Regions from separate parts of the Mus musculus genome. Here regions 2 and 3 are each linked to region 1. Evidence: chromatin loops called from intact Hi-C (ENCODE). Cell type or tissue: heart. All regions are shown on one strand. Each heading gives the region's core, and the rest is flanking DNA. Links, peaks and the distances in the headings are about the cores only.

Region 1 (7,810 bases), core at 2,299-6,298:
CTGGGCTGTAAGCTCAGTGGTTCTTACATTCCAAGTTCAAGCCCTCAGACCACAAAAAGAAAGAATAAACTAGGTTTTAAAAAATGTTGTGGGGCTGGTGAAATGGCTCAGTGGGTATAAGAGCACTGATTGCTCTTCCGAAGGTCCGGAGTTCAAATCCCAGCAACCACGTGGTGGCTCACAACCATCCATAACAAGATCTGACTCCCTCTTCTGGAGTGTCTGAAGACAGCTACAGTGTACTTACATATAAATAAATAAATCTTTAAAAAAAAAAAAAAACAAACGCTGTGTGGCGCACGCCTTTAATCCCAGCACTCGGGAGGCAGAGGCAGGCGGATTTCTGAGTTCGAGGCCAGCCTGGTCTACAGAGTGAGTTCCAGGACAGCCAGGGCTACACAGAGAAACCCTATCTCGAAAAAAACAAAAAATAAAAAAAAAGTTGTACTTTGGCCACAGCCAGGTTAACTCAATCTCTTCCTAGTCTCATGACATCAGAAAGCACTGTGCTTTGTGGAGGCGGGCTACCTGCCTCCTCTAGAGGAGGGACTATGAAGAGTGCTGGCCCCAAGAATGTGTCTGGGTCACTACATCTCCACAATAGCGACTTTCTCTTGCAGGATTTCACAGCTTTAGAGAGCCGCTTTTCTCCTGCAGAAGGAAAGGCCCCCCGCAGCCATGGCAGCTCCCTCAGGAGCCCAGAGCACGCTGAGAACAGGGCCCTGTGCAGCCCCAGTGAAAAGGACTGGGAGCCACGGCCGAAAAGCTCATTATCCTCCTTTCTCAGAAGCCACGGGAAAGCAGATTTCTTTCCAGAGGTCAGGTTCAGCCAACTCACAGCCATCATGCCTCAACTGGCCAAAAGCTTGACAAAAAAAATCCCGTCAGAGAACACTGCAGGTCCCAGGTCTTCCCGAAATGATGATTAGTGCTGAGGCCTCCAGCCTGGCAAAGCTGGGCTCCCGACTACCTCATCTACTGTCTTGTGCCTACTACAGTCAACTGCACACACTCCAGGACGACAACAGAATAAAACAAAACACCTAGCGGAACACAGACTCTCCTCCAAAGAGAAGCTGATTTAATCTCTCAAATGAAAATCTAACTCCGTCCTGCCTCTGCTAAAAAGGAGGGCGGAGGCAGGGAGATGGCTATTTAAAGCTTTCCACTGCTTTAAGGACAAAGTTGCAGCTCCCAGAAGCAAGTTCAAAGCGCCCCTACAAACCTCTCTGGCTCCATCTTTTTCCACTGAGTCTTGCCAATGCCAGTGTCTCCGGCCAGGAGGAAATGCTTGCAGCATGGAACGCTCTCCCCACTCCGCCTCATCTCTGCGTGCACTGGCCACACCACCACCTGCCCAGCTACCAGACAACGCGGCTCCGCTCAGCTCAACTTTCAAATCTTCTTTTACTCTTCCTCTTTTTCCCCTTGAGACAATCTCTGCATGTTGCCCAGGCTGGCCTCAGACTCATGAGCCTCGGCCTCAGCCGGCGTCCTGAGCGTGGGATTACAGGTGTGCACCACTATTCTTGACTCAGTCTTTCAAGGCTTGTGTGAACATAAAGACCTCTGGTTCCAGGCATGGCACCCACTTTTTCACCTTCTGCACAGTGTTGCTGCTCTTCTGACAGGCTGGACGAGTGCTCCAGTGCCTGGCACACAACTGATACAATGTCTAAGGACACTTTCTCACAGGGCCAATCATCACTGACCGGGCAATATCTAGACTGCCCACTGGCTCACACGAGTGGAAAGTAAACATACATCCGAATTCTCAACCCAGAAGACTAGTTACCTAGTTATCCTTTAACTTGCACAAGACGTTTTCTCGGGCTTGGACATGCACTCAGTGGTAGATCTCTTGCCTGCACATACGAGACCCTGGGTTTCATTCTTGGTTCGGGCAATACATAAGGGGGTGGGGGAACTGATATGGAGGCACACAGCTATGATCCTAGAGGCAGGAGGACCTGAGTTCAAGGTCAGTCAGCCTGGGCTTCATAAAGACCCTGCTTTGAAAAAGGAGCTTAAGGCTGGGCGTGATGGTGCACGCTTTTAGTCCCAGCACTCAGGAGGCAGAGGCAGGCGGATTTCTGAGTTCGAGGCCAGCCTGGTTTACAAAATGAGTTCCAGGACAGCCAGGGCTATACAGAGAAACCCTGTCTCGAAAAACAAAAAAAAAAAAAAAAAACCAACAACAAACAAACAAAAAAAAAAATGTTCTTCCTGTTAGCTGCTTAATTTGAGGGGGAAAAAAAAATCAAAGGAAACCCTAGGGATCCAGGGAGAGGCGGCAGTGCATTACAGCCACCAGCCTAGCTCCACTGTCACCACCTTTTCTAGCTGGGGTGTTTTATCAACAAGAGGAGATAGGCCATTTCCACATCATATTTCTTTTGTCTAAACAAGTGGCGTGTATAACTAGCTTCAAACCATCAGAACCCAAGCTGAGTGTGGTGGCACACATCTTCAATCTCAGCAAAGCAAGTGGATCTCTGAGTTTGAGGACACTCTGGTCTACAGAGTGAGTTCCAGGATAGCCAGGGCTACACAGAGAAATCCCGCCTTGAAAACCAACTGCTGATCTACTTTCTGGAGCAGGAAGATGTCTTCCAATTACAAACTGCTCTCATCGCCATTTGAGACTTGCTGAAGATAGAGGCCACAGGTCAAAGTCGGAAGCAGGAGTCACCTCAGGTGGTGCCTGTGCTCAGCATGCACAGGGCCCCAGGCCTGACCCTCAGGGCACTCCCTATCAATAGGCCTGAATCAACCATGACTCAATTCTAAGTTTTCACATCCCCACCGGGCACATTTTAAAAGAAGCAAGTCTTGGTGAAAGGTAAATTATACTCTCTGGACTGTCTTTAGAGTGTGGTTCTAGCCTCTCTGAAGGAAACTCGCAAAGGAACGATTGCACGCAGATGAGCTGCAGCCTGGTTAAAAACCCACCTGAGGTGATCCTTCAAGCCGGCCCTCCCATCAGTGGACCACCATACCCTACCCTGGGTACTCAAGGGAAAGCCTGACGTCAGCTCCTGAGCCAGCTCTGTTGTGCTGGAGGGCAGGGATCCCGCTGGGTCTGCAGAGCCTGGTCACTCAGCTTCCACCCAGCCAACTCCCAGTCACTGAGCCTCTGCTTCCACCCAAGGTTTCTTCTGGTTGCTTGTTTGTTTAGGCCTTTCTTTTTGGAGGGTGGGCACATTTGAAACTCATTGAGGGGAGGGAAGGGAAGGGAGACAGGATAATGTAAAGCCAAGAATGTTCACGCCAGCCACCACCCGCACCTCAAAGACACAGAGAGTCAACTGGATGCATGCAGAGAGCATGCTGCTCCCCCTCCCCCTCCTCCTTCATGCCAAACACATTGGCATTACTCAAGGGAATCGAATTCATGACAGTCTTGAGAGGCCAGGCGTGGAGATGTCTATAGTGCCAGCATCTGGAAGGCTGAGTCTGAATACTAGGCTCTGTCTGCATTTGAGGCCAGCCTGAGCTACAGTGTAAAGCCTGACATTCACAAACAGCACATCTTCAAATAAAGACCCGAAGCCGGGTACCTGGGAGGCTTCAAACTCCTTAAGAGTTTATGGAGAACCAAACCCACACAGTGACTGTGTAGCCAGTCAGAGCTACACAGGGAGACCTTATGTGGTGGTTTCAATGAGAACAACTCCCATAGACTCTTAAGTTTGAATGCTTGCTCTCCAGTTTTTGAGACTCTACAGGCACTGCCTTGGTCAGACGGTGTCTCTTCACAATGAATGGACAGTAACTATGAGTCTCTGTCTCAAAAAAAAAAAAAAAAAAAATCAAAACCAAAAAAAAAACCAAAACCAAAAACCAAACACATTAAAGCAAACATATTAAAAATGTAGGGCAGTGTCTGGAGTCTGGAGGGATGGCTGAGGGGTAAAGAAGTGCCCACTGCTCTTACAGAAGGCTGGAGTTTCCGTCCCGGCACTCCCATCAATGGCTCACAGAGGTCTGTAACCCAGCTACAGAGGATCCTACGGCTTCTAGCATCCCCGGGCACCCACACATCCACGAGTCCACGAGCAGAGAATACACATCCTCACTTTCTCTGGGAGTAGTGGCGCCTGCTTCCAATCCCAACACACAAGCAGGCAGTGCTCTGTGGTTTCCAGACTAGCTGGTCAACAGAGCTAATTCCAGGACAGCCAGGGTTACATGAAAGCTGTAAAAACCAGGGTTTGGAAACCCATTCTTTTCTAAATAAATAAATAAAATCAGAAGAAGAAAAAAAAAACAGTTTTTTTTTCCTTTCCTATTTTTTTTTTAAATACAGGTGACATGAGGGGCATTTGGGAGACACTCCTCCTAGTGGCAGGCCATAAATGCCTCTACCGGAAATTGTGCATTTTCTGGCAGAAGTCACTATTGCACACACTTCCTTTTTTTTTTTAATATTTATTTATTTATTATATGTAAATACACTGTAGCTGTCTTCAGACACTCCAGAAGAGGGCATCAGATTTCGTTACGGATGGTTGTGAGCCACCATGTGGTTGCTGGGATTTGAACTCAGGACCTTTGGAAGAGCAGTCAGTGCTCTTAACCGCTGAGCCATCTCACCAGCCCCTGCACACACTTCCTAACAGGCAGCACACACTCAAAAAATATAGGTGGAGTGAATAAATACCTAAGCGACACCTGTTAGTCTCTATAAAAATCTTATTTGTTGAGTGTGGTGGCGCACGCCTTTAATCCTAGCACTCTGAAGGCAGAGGCAGGGAGACCTCTGTGATTTTGAGGCCAGCCTGGTCTACCTGGTGAATTCCAGAAAAGCCAGGGCTATATAGAGATCTTGTCTCAAAAACACCAAAACCAAACAAACACACACTTTCTTGATTCAAGGGGAATGTACCTTAAACCTCTATTAAATAATCGCTGAACCAAGCAGGCCTTCCAAGGCTCGTTAATGCTAAGTCGAAAAGCATCACCAATCTTTCGAGAAATGCTGAACTAGCGGAAAAAACTTCGAGGCCAAGTTTCAACATTCCTGTGAAGATACACCACTGCTGTGCTGGTTAGAAGCGCTAGGGGAAGACAGACCCAACTCCTCCTCTATCCTAGTATATGTGACTCCCCACACATAAACTTTTGAGGTGAATGTCACCGGAGCGGAGCCCAGCCCAGCCCAGCCCAGCCCGGCCCGGCCCGGCCCGGCCCAGCCCGGCCCAGCCCAGGCGCGGACACATGGTCACCAAAGAGACATTTCCGTCTCCACGAGGGTTAGCTTCGAACCTCAAACTCTGAAATTACCACGAGAATCACGAATCTAATAGAGGAGTTCCTACTTGGGATAATTTTTCCTTTTCCTGTAACTTTTGGGGGCAAGCAAAAACTCTCACTCGCATCATACCGATCGGTAATCTCCCCTTCTCGCAGGCATGAGGCTATCTTACAAATCACACCCTTCTTCCTTTCCCTTCCCTCCACTCAGAAGAACGTAGTCCGAGATCCTTCCCACTGCGCAGATCTTAGGGTGGGTCCCGGGGAAGAGCAGATGCTTTGCAGAGTTTAGGGGAGCTCTGCTGAGATCCCCGGAAAACTCGGACTAAAACTGAAAGAGGAAAAGGGAAAGGAAGAGAAAAAACCAGGCTCGCTCACCGCGGCGGAAGGCGCACAGCGGCGGGGGATTTCGGCCCAGAGCCCAGTGGTCCCAGAGGACACATGGTCGCTTGCTCCCCGCTGTCTCGGGGCCTCCTCCCGCTCTTCCTCCGAGCCAGGCACTCCACCCGAGCCCCTCCCTCACCAGACGGAGCTCAAGAACTTTAAAATGGTCCCTAGGGCGCGGGGGACCAGAGAGAGTTGCCCCGGGGTAGAAGGTGGGGCGCCCAGAGCGAAGCGCACACCGCTGGGCGGAGAGGCACCCGGCAAAGGTGGAGAGAGAAATGGAACGCGGCCCCTTTAAGAGGCCTTCACGGCGATCCGGGACCGGGGGCCTCTCTTCCACCTCCGGCCCGGCGTGGGAGACCCTTCCTTGGGGAAAACTCTCCCCAGACCCACTCCCCGGAGGCTTCCCTCACGCCAGGTCCGCCCAGCCCTACCGCGGGGCGGCAGCTCCTCCTTACCCCGCTGTCTGCCGCCTCCTCCCAGCTCTCAGCGACCTCCTCATCTTCCATCTTACTCGCCGCTTTCCCTCCTCCCCCAACCCCTCCCCGCGCCTGCGCCTTGAAGCGCGCCTGAGTCGCGGGCGGAGGCACGCAGGGCTTTCCTCAATGGACCACGCCCCCTCCCCCAGCCCGGAAGAGGCGCCCGGCCAGGTCCTCCACTCGCCTGGTCTGCCATCTTGGAAGAGGGCAGGGAAGTCAGATCGGCCTCCATCTTTCATGAGGTCAATACGCTCGCTGGTTTACTGAATGAGAGAGTTCAAGTGACGTTACCTGCTCCAGTTCGGGAACTGTGTGCTTTGGAACCATCGTTTCTTAAGGGCAGGCAATGATTGAAAATTAATTTTTTTTTCAAAAATTGAATCTCAAAAGAAAAAAAGTGAGTCTAAGTTTTTCTAAGCTACAGGTCACATGTTTGTTTTACAGCATTTTTTTTTTTTTTTAAGGTGTGCGCCACCACACCCGGTAACCAGTCATACTTTTTTTTTTTTCTAAGATTTATTTATTTATATGTAAGTACACTGTAGCTGTCTTCAGACACTCCAGAAGAGGGAATCAGATCTCGTTAGGATGGTTGTGAGCCACCATGTGGTTGCTGGGATTTGAACTCCAGGCCTTTGGAAGAGCAGTCTGGAAGAGCAGTCGGGTGCTCTTACCCACTGAGCCATCTCACCAGCCCTGTTTTACAACATTCTTGAGACATTTCTATACTTAAAGAAAGGATTAAAAAGCATCTTTGGCCGGACGTGGTGGCGCACGCCTTTAATCCCAGCACTCAGGAGGCAGAGGCAGGCGGATTTCTGAGTTGGAGGCCAGCCCGGTCTACAAAGTGAGTTCCAGGACAGCCAGGGCTACACAGAGAAACCCTGTCTCGAGAGGAAAAAAGAAAAAAGCATCTCTGGGCTGGAGATATGGCTCAGCAGTTAAGCGCACAGCCTGCTCTTACAGAGGTCCTGAGTTCAAATCCCAGCAACCACATGGCTCCCAACCATCTGTAATGAGATCTGGAGTGTCTGAAGACAGCTACAGTATCAGTATACTTACAGATAAATAAATTAAAACATCTTTAAAAAAAAGAAAGAAAAGAATTAAGGCAGCAGGAAGAAAAGACTCAGACAGCTGAAGATGGTGAGAAGCATGGCATTAGGAAGCAGGCACTGCCTGAGCAGTGCTGGCCCTCGCCTTTAATCCAGCACTCAGGAGGCAGAGGCAGGGGAATCTCTGTGAGTTTACAGAATGAGTTCTAGGACAGCCCCTGTCTCAAAAATTAAACCAAAAGGAAACAAGACAACAACCACCACCCTCCTCCCACACACACCTTATTATACTGAAGAGTCACAACCGGTATCTGACTTCCCTTAAAAATTCTAAGGGGGTCGCCGGGACGCGTTTAATCCCAGCACTTGGGAGGCAGAGGCAGGTGGATTTCTGAGTCGCCTGGTCTACAGAGTGAGTTCCAGGGCAGCCAGGGCTACACAAAGAAACCCTGTCTAATGGGTATGACTGCTGAAGGGTGGGGGGCAGCTGGTGGGGGTGGCTTGCCTGTCTGTCTCACCTCTAATCCTTTCCCCAAACACAGACAACATTTCTGGGACATGTCCCTTATAGTTAGCTCTATCAAAAACATGCTGTTGAGTAAGGCAGCAATGTGGGTGCTATAATCAAGTTAACTG
Region 2 (4,000 bases), core at 1-4,000, 170 kb before region 1:
TGAGAACATGGGATGAATAATCACAACACCAGTCCGTGCCAAGGGGAATGGGAGAAATTTCACAAGGCCCCACCCCTAGTTGAAGAGCTGCAGCAATCAGTGGCTAACAAAGGGGGTGTGTCGGTTTGGGGGAGGAGCCACATGATAGGTTGTCCAGTTAATGGTTCTTGGTGACCTTGTTCTTCAGCCTCTTTCCTCGTTGCTGAGGCAGCAGTTGAGTTGTAAGAGCCCTGCTGTAAGGGGTGACTTCTCAGGCTCAGGCTGGGCTTTCTGAGTGTAGAAGAGGCTGGCTTCAAAGGTCGGACTCTGGTAGGATTTCAGGAGAGGCCTTTGCCTACTTTCCAGAGGCCTCCTGTCTGTGGGAATGCATATTTGTGCTCAAACAGCGCCATCCTCAGTTCTGGTTCTCAGTCCTGTGATGTGCACCTCTGGACTGCAGTCCTGCCTGTGGGAGTTTAGCTGCACTCGGTTAACTACCAGTAGCATCCTTATTTCTCCGTCTGGACTATGAACTCCAGGAGGGCAGACGCCTGGAATGCCCGCCTGCAGTCAGAACAATACAAATACATATATAAGCCAGTGTTGAAAAGCACAGATCGGGGCTGGAGAGATGGCTCAGAGGTTAAGAGCACTGACTGCTTTTCCGAAGGTCCTAAGTTCAAATCCCAACAACCACATGGTGGCTCACAACCATCTTTAAAGAGATCGGATGCCCTCTTCTGGTGTGTCTGAAGACAGCTACAGTGTACTTAGATATAATAATAAGTAAATCTTTAAAAAAAAAAAAAAGAAAGAAAAGCACAGATCATTTCCTGAGCTGTGCCAGCAGTTTGGCTTGCTCCTTGTGAAGTAGGTATCGGCTCCACCCTCCCCTTTGCAAAGGGGAAAGTGGGACCAGACTGGCTAAGCGATTCTCTAAAGAAAACACAGCTCAAAGGTAACAGGGCTGGATTGGAAGCAAACACACTAACACACTTCAGATACAAGCTTGCCCCTTGAGTCTGTGTGGGTTTGGCTTCATGCTGCCTTTGCCTTCCTGCCTTCGCCCACCTTCCCTCTTGGTGGCTGTGTCATCTGTCTAGCTTCAGGCCCACCCCTGAAGAAGCTAGAGGAAGTTCGTCTCCTCGCAGATTGTCTAGAGATGTTCTTCCCACATAGCACGCTCACTAGAGTCATAGATTGAGCTGCAGATGTGTTCAGTCTCCACTCCCATGGGGAACTTGGCACATAAGTTGCTGGACAAGGAGGGAGGGAAAGAAGGAAGTCTCACACTTTGGCCCATCTCCCTGTCTGCACAGTCTTTTTTTTTTTTTAAAGCAAAAGTTTATTAGGAAAAACTCCGAGAGCCAAGGAGATGACTCTGTGCATGTTGGTCAGGCCTGATGACCAGAGCCCCGCCCCCAGAGCCCACATGAAGGCAGAAGGAGGGACCCTACTGCAAAGTGTTCTTCTGCCCTCCACACGAGCGCATCCTCACCTCTGACATCATGCACACAATCGGAATAAATATGGTTTTGTTTCAAACAAAAGTTTTAATATAGATTTAGGCACACACATTAGGGGAGAGGACAAAAACTGCGAGGGGACACAGGCTTCTCATGGGGTTACTCATATTCCCCTTCCTAATACTGGGCAGCACTGAGGTTCCTGTGAGCTGCTGTTCTGCATCTAATGTCAGTGTGCACGATGCTACACAGCATCCATTAGGGAAGAATCGCAATACGGATGCATGTGGTCGTAATTACCTGGAGAGTCCAGAAGAGGGCGCAGGATGTGTCTGTATTATCCCCAGCACCTGCATAAACCAGGCATTGTAGGCCATCCCTGCTGACCCAGCATGGGGGTGCAGAGGCAGGAGGATGGGGCTTCATGGCCATCGGCTCAGGGTCATTGTCCCCGGCTGTCTGACTCACATGGCAGAGACTTGGTTTTGCTGAGATGCAGTGGAACACAGCAGAACTTGTTTGTTCCCTAATTTGATTTGTGTTCAGACATTCTTCATCTTGTTTTCTTCACCAGGTTTCCTCAGTGTGAGCTTTCACTGGGTTTGGGAGGAGTGCTTTCTTTTGAAATGCATGGTCTTAGCCTCCTCTGGCCTCAACTGCATGATCCTGCCTTCACCTCCCAAGTGTTTTTCGAGAGTCCTGTGCCAGTTTGAAAATGTTACCATGTTGGGTTTTTGGTTTGGTTTGGTTTGGTTTTGGTTTTGGTTTTGGTTTTTAGACAAGGTTTCTCTGTGTAGCCCTGGCTGTCCTGGAACTTGCTCTGTAGATCAAGCTGGCCTCAAACTCAAGAGATCCACTTGCCTCTGTCTCCCAAGTGCTGGGATTAAAAGGATGCACCACCACCCTAGCTGTCATGTTGGGATTCTTTACAAATACTTAATGCTGGGCAGTGGTGGTACATACTTTTAATCCCAGCACTTGGGAGGCAGAAGCAGGTGGATTTCTGAGTTCGAGGCCAGCCTGGTCTACAGAGTGAATTCCAGGACAGCCAGGGCTATACAGAGAAACCCTGTCTCGAAAAACCAAAAAAAAAACAAAAAAAACAAAAAACTTTATTCTGTTTGTATGATGAGGGAAGTAGCCCATGCCACTGTGTGGATAGTCAGTCCTGTCTGTCTGTCCATCTTACCTGGCTTCTGGGGATGGAACTCGAGTTTTTAGGCCACCATAGCAATCACTTGACCCTCTGAGCCATCTCACTGGCCATAGCATCCTGTTTTAAAAGCCCAAGTAGCTTTCTGACTGGTTTCTTCAGATCTCATGTAATAAGTCTCCCTTTTAAGTGTCATTATTTCACGTACATACATAATACAATGTTGTCACCACCTTGGTTTAAAGTCGTATAGGCCAGTCGTGTGGCACACACCTGTAATCTCAGCATTTAAAAGGCTGAGGGAGAAAGATTGAAAAGTTTGCGTCCAGCCTGGACTGCATGTGAGACCCTGTATCAACTGATGTTTCATTGTGCTCCATGACTCTCAGGACAAAAGGAACCCACCGCAGTGCTCTCGCCCTCACGTCAGCCTCCCCATCCTAGCAGCCTCACTCCTGCCTTTCCTCCTGCCTACTAACACTCTGCTCATCGGGCTCCAGTTAAACCCTAGGCAGGGCAGCCATGACCCCAGCTCACCTCCTCAGGATCCCTCCATGCACTTTGTCACGCAGGTCCCACCTCACTGTAGGTCACCACAGATAAGTTCTGTGGAGCGAAGGTTCTGTCTGTGTCAGAAATGAAGCTCGGTGTGGTGTCACTACAGTGCAGTGTCACTGCCCCTGGACCCATAGCTGCCATATCATGGGGGATTAACATCTGTTGGGTGTTGATGACCGTGCCTTCCAAGGAAGCTGGATACCAGCGTGTTTGTGCCCAGAAGTGCCATCATCATGCTTGATAAGTGGGGGAGTGCCTTGCAGTTTTTAATCAATCAATCTCTCTCTCCCTCCCTCCCTTTTTGTGGCTTTTTCAAGTTTCAGGCCTGTCGAGGGGCACAGACAGCTGCTGCTGCAGCTCCCAGAATCAAAAAATTTGCCATTTACCGATGGGACCCAGACAAGACTGGAGATAAACCTCGAATGCAGACGTACGAGGTGGATCTGAATAAGTAAGTGTCTGGGCCAGCCAGGCGCTGGCGAAGGAGAGCTTGGGAGGGTTTGCTGGGCTCTCAGTTAGGTCTGGTTTCTGCCATTATTTGCGGTGCTAGGGATTGTGGTGCCTGTGGGGTCATGCCTTTCAGGTCTTGAGAGATGTAAAATCCGATTCCCTTAATGATTGAGATAATCACATGTTTTCTGTCTTTAGAGTCAGTTAGATGTCTCTCAATAACTAGCTTGCGTGAGCGCGCTCGCACGTGCGCTCGCGCTCTCGCTCTCTCTCTCTCTCTCTCTCTCTCTCTCTCTCTCTCCAGTCTTTTGTAGTCCAGGCTTATCTTGAACTCACTATGTAGCTGAGGAAGACCTTGCATTTCTAATCTTCCTCTCTATGCCTCCCCAATTCT
Region 3 (4,000 bases), core at 1-4,000, 60 kb before region 1:
TGGCAAGGCTGTCCCTCAGGAAGTCCTCAGAATCCGAAGCTCGTAACTGTTCCGTTATGAAACAGTCTTCAAAATCTCCAGTCATTTCAAGTTGTCCAAAATATTATTCTTAGCCTGTGGCCATTCAAAACTGCAGGCAGTTGGAGCGTGCTGGCATTCAAAACGCCCACACGCAGCCGCTGTTGCTGGCCCCTATTCTAAAGACCACAGACCTTCACCCAAGTGGGAATTCCTTCCCAGCTTCCTGTCCATAGAGGAAGCAGCTCCGGGCCTATTGTGTCTGTTAAGGCACTGTGATGCCAAGCTAGCGGGACCAACCGGCTGGGGGACCCTTGAGACCATGGAGGGAGTACAGAGGGACAGGATCTTTGGTAGAAAGAGTGTAAAAGTGCATGAGGGTCCGGGGGAGGAAAGAGCGGCTAGGAAGGATATTCTCGGCTGTATTCCAGGTAGGAGGGAACGAGGACCCTCGTCAATGCCTTCTTTGGCTCCTTTAGAAGGCAACAGTGTCGTCGTCAGCAGCAGCAGCAGCAGCAGAAGCAAAGAGAAACCCCTGAACAGCAAATGCCATGGGTACTTTCAGAAGGCTTTTCTGGGAAGTTCTAAGCAAAGCCACTGTCAGCTCTCTAGAACTCTAGCTGGCAGCTGTGGCAGATCCACATGAATGTACATCTTCAGCTAACAAGGCAGCAGGCTCAGTTTCTGTTCCTCTTCCTGGCGCCGCGGGCTTTAGATTCAGGCTAAGGAGAGCCCGAAAGGTTGAGTGTAGGGCGGGCAGCTTCCTCTGTATCAAACCAGCCTGGCTGGATACTTGGTGACCCCACCCTCCGGAGGATCAAGAGAAGCTAACCCTAGTCTACTGAACGAAGACCCAACAGATAGGGGTAGACTGCCAATCTCCGGTTTGATAACAAGAAAGGAAAGGGAGACAGCTGTGGAGATGATTCGGTGCAGATGAGCAAGCTTGAGGCCCCGAGTTTGGATCTCTAGCGCCTAAAAGCCAGGTCTGGCTCCAGCTACCTGTAGACCCTCCACTGTGTGGGGTGGGGCAGAGAAAGGAGTTTCACTGGGCTTGCTGAACACCTAGTCTAGATGAAAACAGCCAACCCCAGCTTCAGTTAGGGGCCACCTCAAGGGAACAACGGACATGAAAAAAGCAAGACACTGGCTGGAACTCCTGTGGCTTCTGCATGCACCCGCACCACACCCAGACACGCAAAAGCAAGCACAGGCAGCTGTAGCTTGCTGACCTCCATTCTTGTCATTTTAATATTATTTTAAAATCATCGCACCGACACAGTTAAGTGTTCTAAGATACCCATTCAGAAAATGTTATGAGCCTGTGTTACATAGCGCAAAGGGCAGATGGAGTTGGCCCTCCAACACATTTGTGGTACCCGACGACCTGTTTCCAAACAACTCAGACACCCATCGCCTTCGAGAGCCACCCAGCCTAAGTAGCAACACCCCACCACAGGGCACAGGACACACCACGTATTTTTCATCTTTTTCAGTTAGGGAAGGTGTCCAACTTTGTGTCTCCTCTCCTAGACTAGAGTCCTGGGTTCCCTTCCGGAGACACTCCGTGTGTTTACAGGCATTTGAGTTTATTTGCCTCAGGTGACGCTCACTCAAGACAAGGGCGGCGGTATCCTCCCAGCTGCAAGTATGTTGTGATCAGGGGTGAAACTGGGGTCAGGAGAGCCGGAGATAGGAACAGCGTCCCTGGGCTTCGTGGGACGGGTCCCCCAGATGGCCGGGTTCCCTCCCGTGCCCTCCCGGCGGGGATTTCCGCGGGTGGCAGGGTTTTCTGGGATCCCGTCACGACTGTCGGTTAGCGCTGTGACACGACCCGTAGACCCCGCCGAGGGAACCCACTGCGCTCTCGGGTCCCCAGGAGCTGGCTGCGACCGTTGCCGGCGTCCCGCTGACGGCTCAGGGCCAGCGACCCCTCCTAAGTCTGGCCCCGATTAAAGTAGCCACAGGGCTCCATCCTTTCCGCCCCTAAACCCGACAACCGGTCCTCGTCCCCCGCAGTGCATGCCGGGGCGGGGGACGGGAAGATTAAGCCAGGAACGGTCACCTGTAACCACGGTTGGTGGCCCGCGGCGGGATGCGGTAGACGTGGACCTCCGGCTTGACACACAGAACAGACTCGTACTCACTCTCCTCCATCTCTATCGCCCGAGCCCTCGGGACTTCCGGCTTCTCCCCGCCCCTTCAGGACCGGAAGTGATGCGACTCTATGACCAAGTTCTGTCTAGAGCGGAAGCTCCGGGGGACCCCCCGATCGCTCCCGAGTGCCCTCTGCCGGGCGCCTCAGATCAGACCGTGAAGCGATTGCTCTCTGCTGCTGTGGGACCTGAGAAGCTCGAGATGCCGCTGATCTGAGCCTAATCCCGAACCTGGTTGTAGTTCAAACTCTATACCCTAGACCAGGGTGGCTGATATGCAAGATACCCTGCAGCCCTGCCCTTCTGACGGAATGTCCTTGTCCCCGCCAATCCCAGAAGGTTCTCAGAGGCTTCTGGAGGAATCTCGCTCCACAACTTTTTATAACCTACTATGTGCGCAAGGCCCCAGTGGCTTAGCGCAACAGGAGTACAAATCAAAGTTGTGAACCAAAGTTCCTGGTTGTCTTTGCTGTGAAGAGACACTATGACCAAGGCAACACTTACAAAAAGAAATCCTTTCATTGGGGGCTTGCTTACAGTTTCAGAGGCTTAGTCCATGATTAGCATGCGGGAGAGCATGGCGGCATGCAGGCAGGCGTGATACCAGAGAAGCAGCTGAGAGCTGTACGTCATGATCCTGGTGGGGGTGGAAGGGCCACAGCACACAGGGATGGGGCGGGAGGAAGGGGAGCACGGACGACAGTGACCCGGGCCTGATACGGGCTTTTGGAAAACTCAAAGACCAAACCCCCATCACAGCTTTTCCAACGAGGACACACCTCCTAATCCTTCCACGAGGTTGATCACTTGTGAAAAGCTAGAATAAGGCAGATTGGGAGGCGAATTGATTTTGAGTTATCTTGACCCTCTAAATAGCCATTTATTGGCCACCTCTGTATGTGACCTAAGATCCTTGTGACTATTAGGTAAATCCTTTGGAAGGTACAAATGCCAGCTTTCACCAATAAAGGCTAAGAATGTCATCAGATAGCAAGTAAGGGCCATAAATGATGTTTCCCGGCTTTGCGGTGACTCACCTGCCTGAGGTCTCCACCAACGGTTTGAAAAATGCCTCGGTTTGATGTTTGTTTTGTTTTGTTGATTTTTTGGGTTTTTTGTTTTTGTTGGTTTTTTTTGAGACAGGGTTTCTCTGTGTAGCCCAGGCTGTCCTGGAACTCATTTTGTAGACCAGGCTGGCCTCAAACTCAGAAATCCACCTGCCTCTGCCTCCCGAGTGCTGGGATTAAAGGCGTGTGCCACCACGCCTGGCTCAGTTTTTTGGTTTTTCGAGACAGGATTTCTCTGTGCAGTCCTGGCTGTCCTGGAACTCACTCTGTAGACCAGGCTGGCCTCGAACTCCGAAATCTGCCCGCCTCTGCCTCCCAAATGCTGGGATTAAAGGTGTGCGACACCACGGCCGGGCTAATGCCTCGGTTTATAACTATTTTTTCATCACTGTGGTGGTCTGAATGGGAATGGCCCCCATAGGCTCATAATTTTGAATGCTTGGTCATTAGGAATTGGCACTACTTGAGAGGAACTAGGAGGTGTGGCCTTGGAGTGGGTGTGGCCTTTTGGAGGAAGTATATTATTGGGGGTGAGCTTTGAGGTTTCAAAAGTCAAAGCCAGTCCCAGTGCCTTTCTCTTCCTGCTGCCTGCAGATCCAGATGGAGAATGTTCAACTACTTCTCCAGCACCATGTCTGCCTGCGTGCTGCCATGCTTCCCGCCTTGATGATAATGGACTGAATCTCTGAAACTGTAAGCCAGCCTAATTACGTGCTCTCTCTTATAAAAGTTGCTGTGGCCATGGCGTCTGTTAACAGT

What was found. Peaks named below come from ENCODE experiments on the same cell type or tissue, not always from the same donor. Only the 100,000 strongest peaks of a DNase experiment are listed, where the experiment ranks them.
Region 2: it touches region 1 in a loop (5-fold over the local background); 2 of 42 quality-filtered maps call a loop at or near these places.
Region 3: it touches region 1 in a loop (5-fold over the local background); 9 of 42 quality-filtered maps call a loop at or near these places.

The regions. Positions count from the first base shown.
Region 1 is chr4:141,133,594-141,141,403 of GRCm38, forward strand. It overlaps Szrd1 (SUZ RNA binding domain containing 1), which reads right to left and starts at 6,203. Exons shown (of 4, transcript NM_001025608.2): 1 at 6,099-6,203. The coding sequence starts at 6,149. In heart, for the core only: CTCF peaks have their summits at 4,346 and 5,071; DNase peaks (open chromatin) are centred at 5,098 and 6,228; H3K4me3 peaks cover 1,774 bases; H3K27ac peaks cover 2,025 bases.
Region 2 is chr4:140,963,022-140,967,021 of GRCm38, forward strand. Sdhb (succinate dehydrogenase complex, subunit B, iron sulfur (Ip)) reads left to right here. Exons shown (of 8, transcript NM_023374.4): 2 at 3,474-3,607. Among named protein-coding and RNA genes, the nearest start is that of Sdhb, 3.8 kb to the left of the region's middle. In heart, for the core only: a CTCF peak has its summit at 1,762 (motif pointing right); DNase peaks (open chromatin) are centred at 110, 1,180 and 1,730; H3K4me3 peaks cover 333 bases.
Region 3 is chr4:141,076,130-141,080,129 of GRCm38, forward strand. Necap2 (NECAP endocytosis associated 2) reads right to left here and starts at 2,228. Exons shown (of 8, transcript NM_025383.4): 1 at 2,084-2,228. The coding sequence starts at 2,175. In heart, for the core only: a CTCF peak has its summit at 2,313 (motif pointing left); DNase peaks (open chromatin) are centred at 712 and 2,232; H3K4me3 peaks cover 2,073 bases; H3K27ac peaks cover 1,245 bases.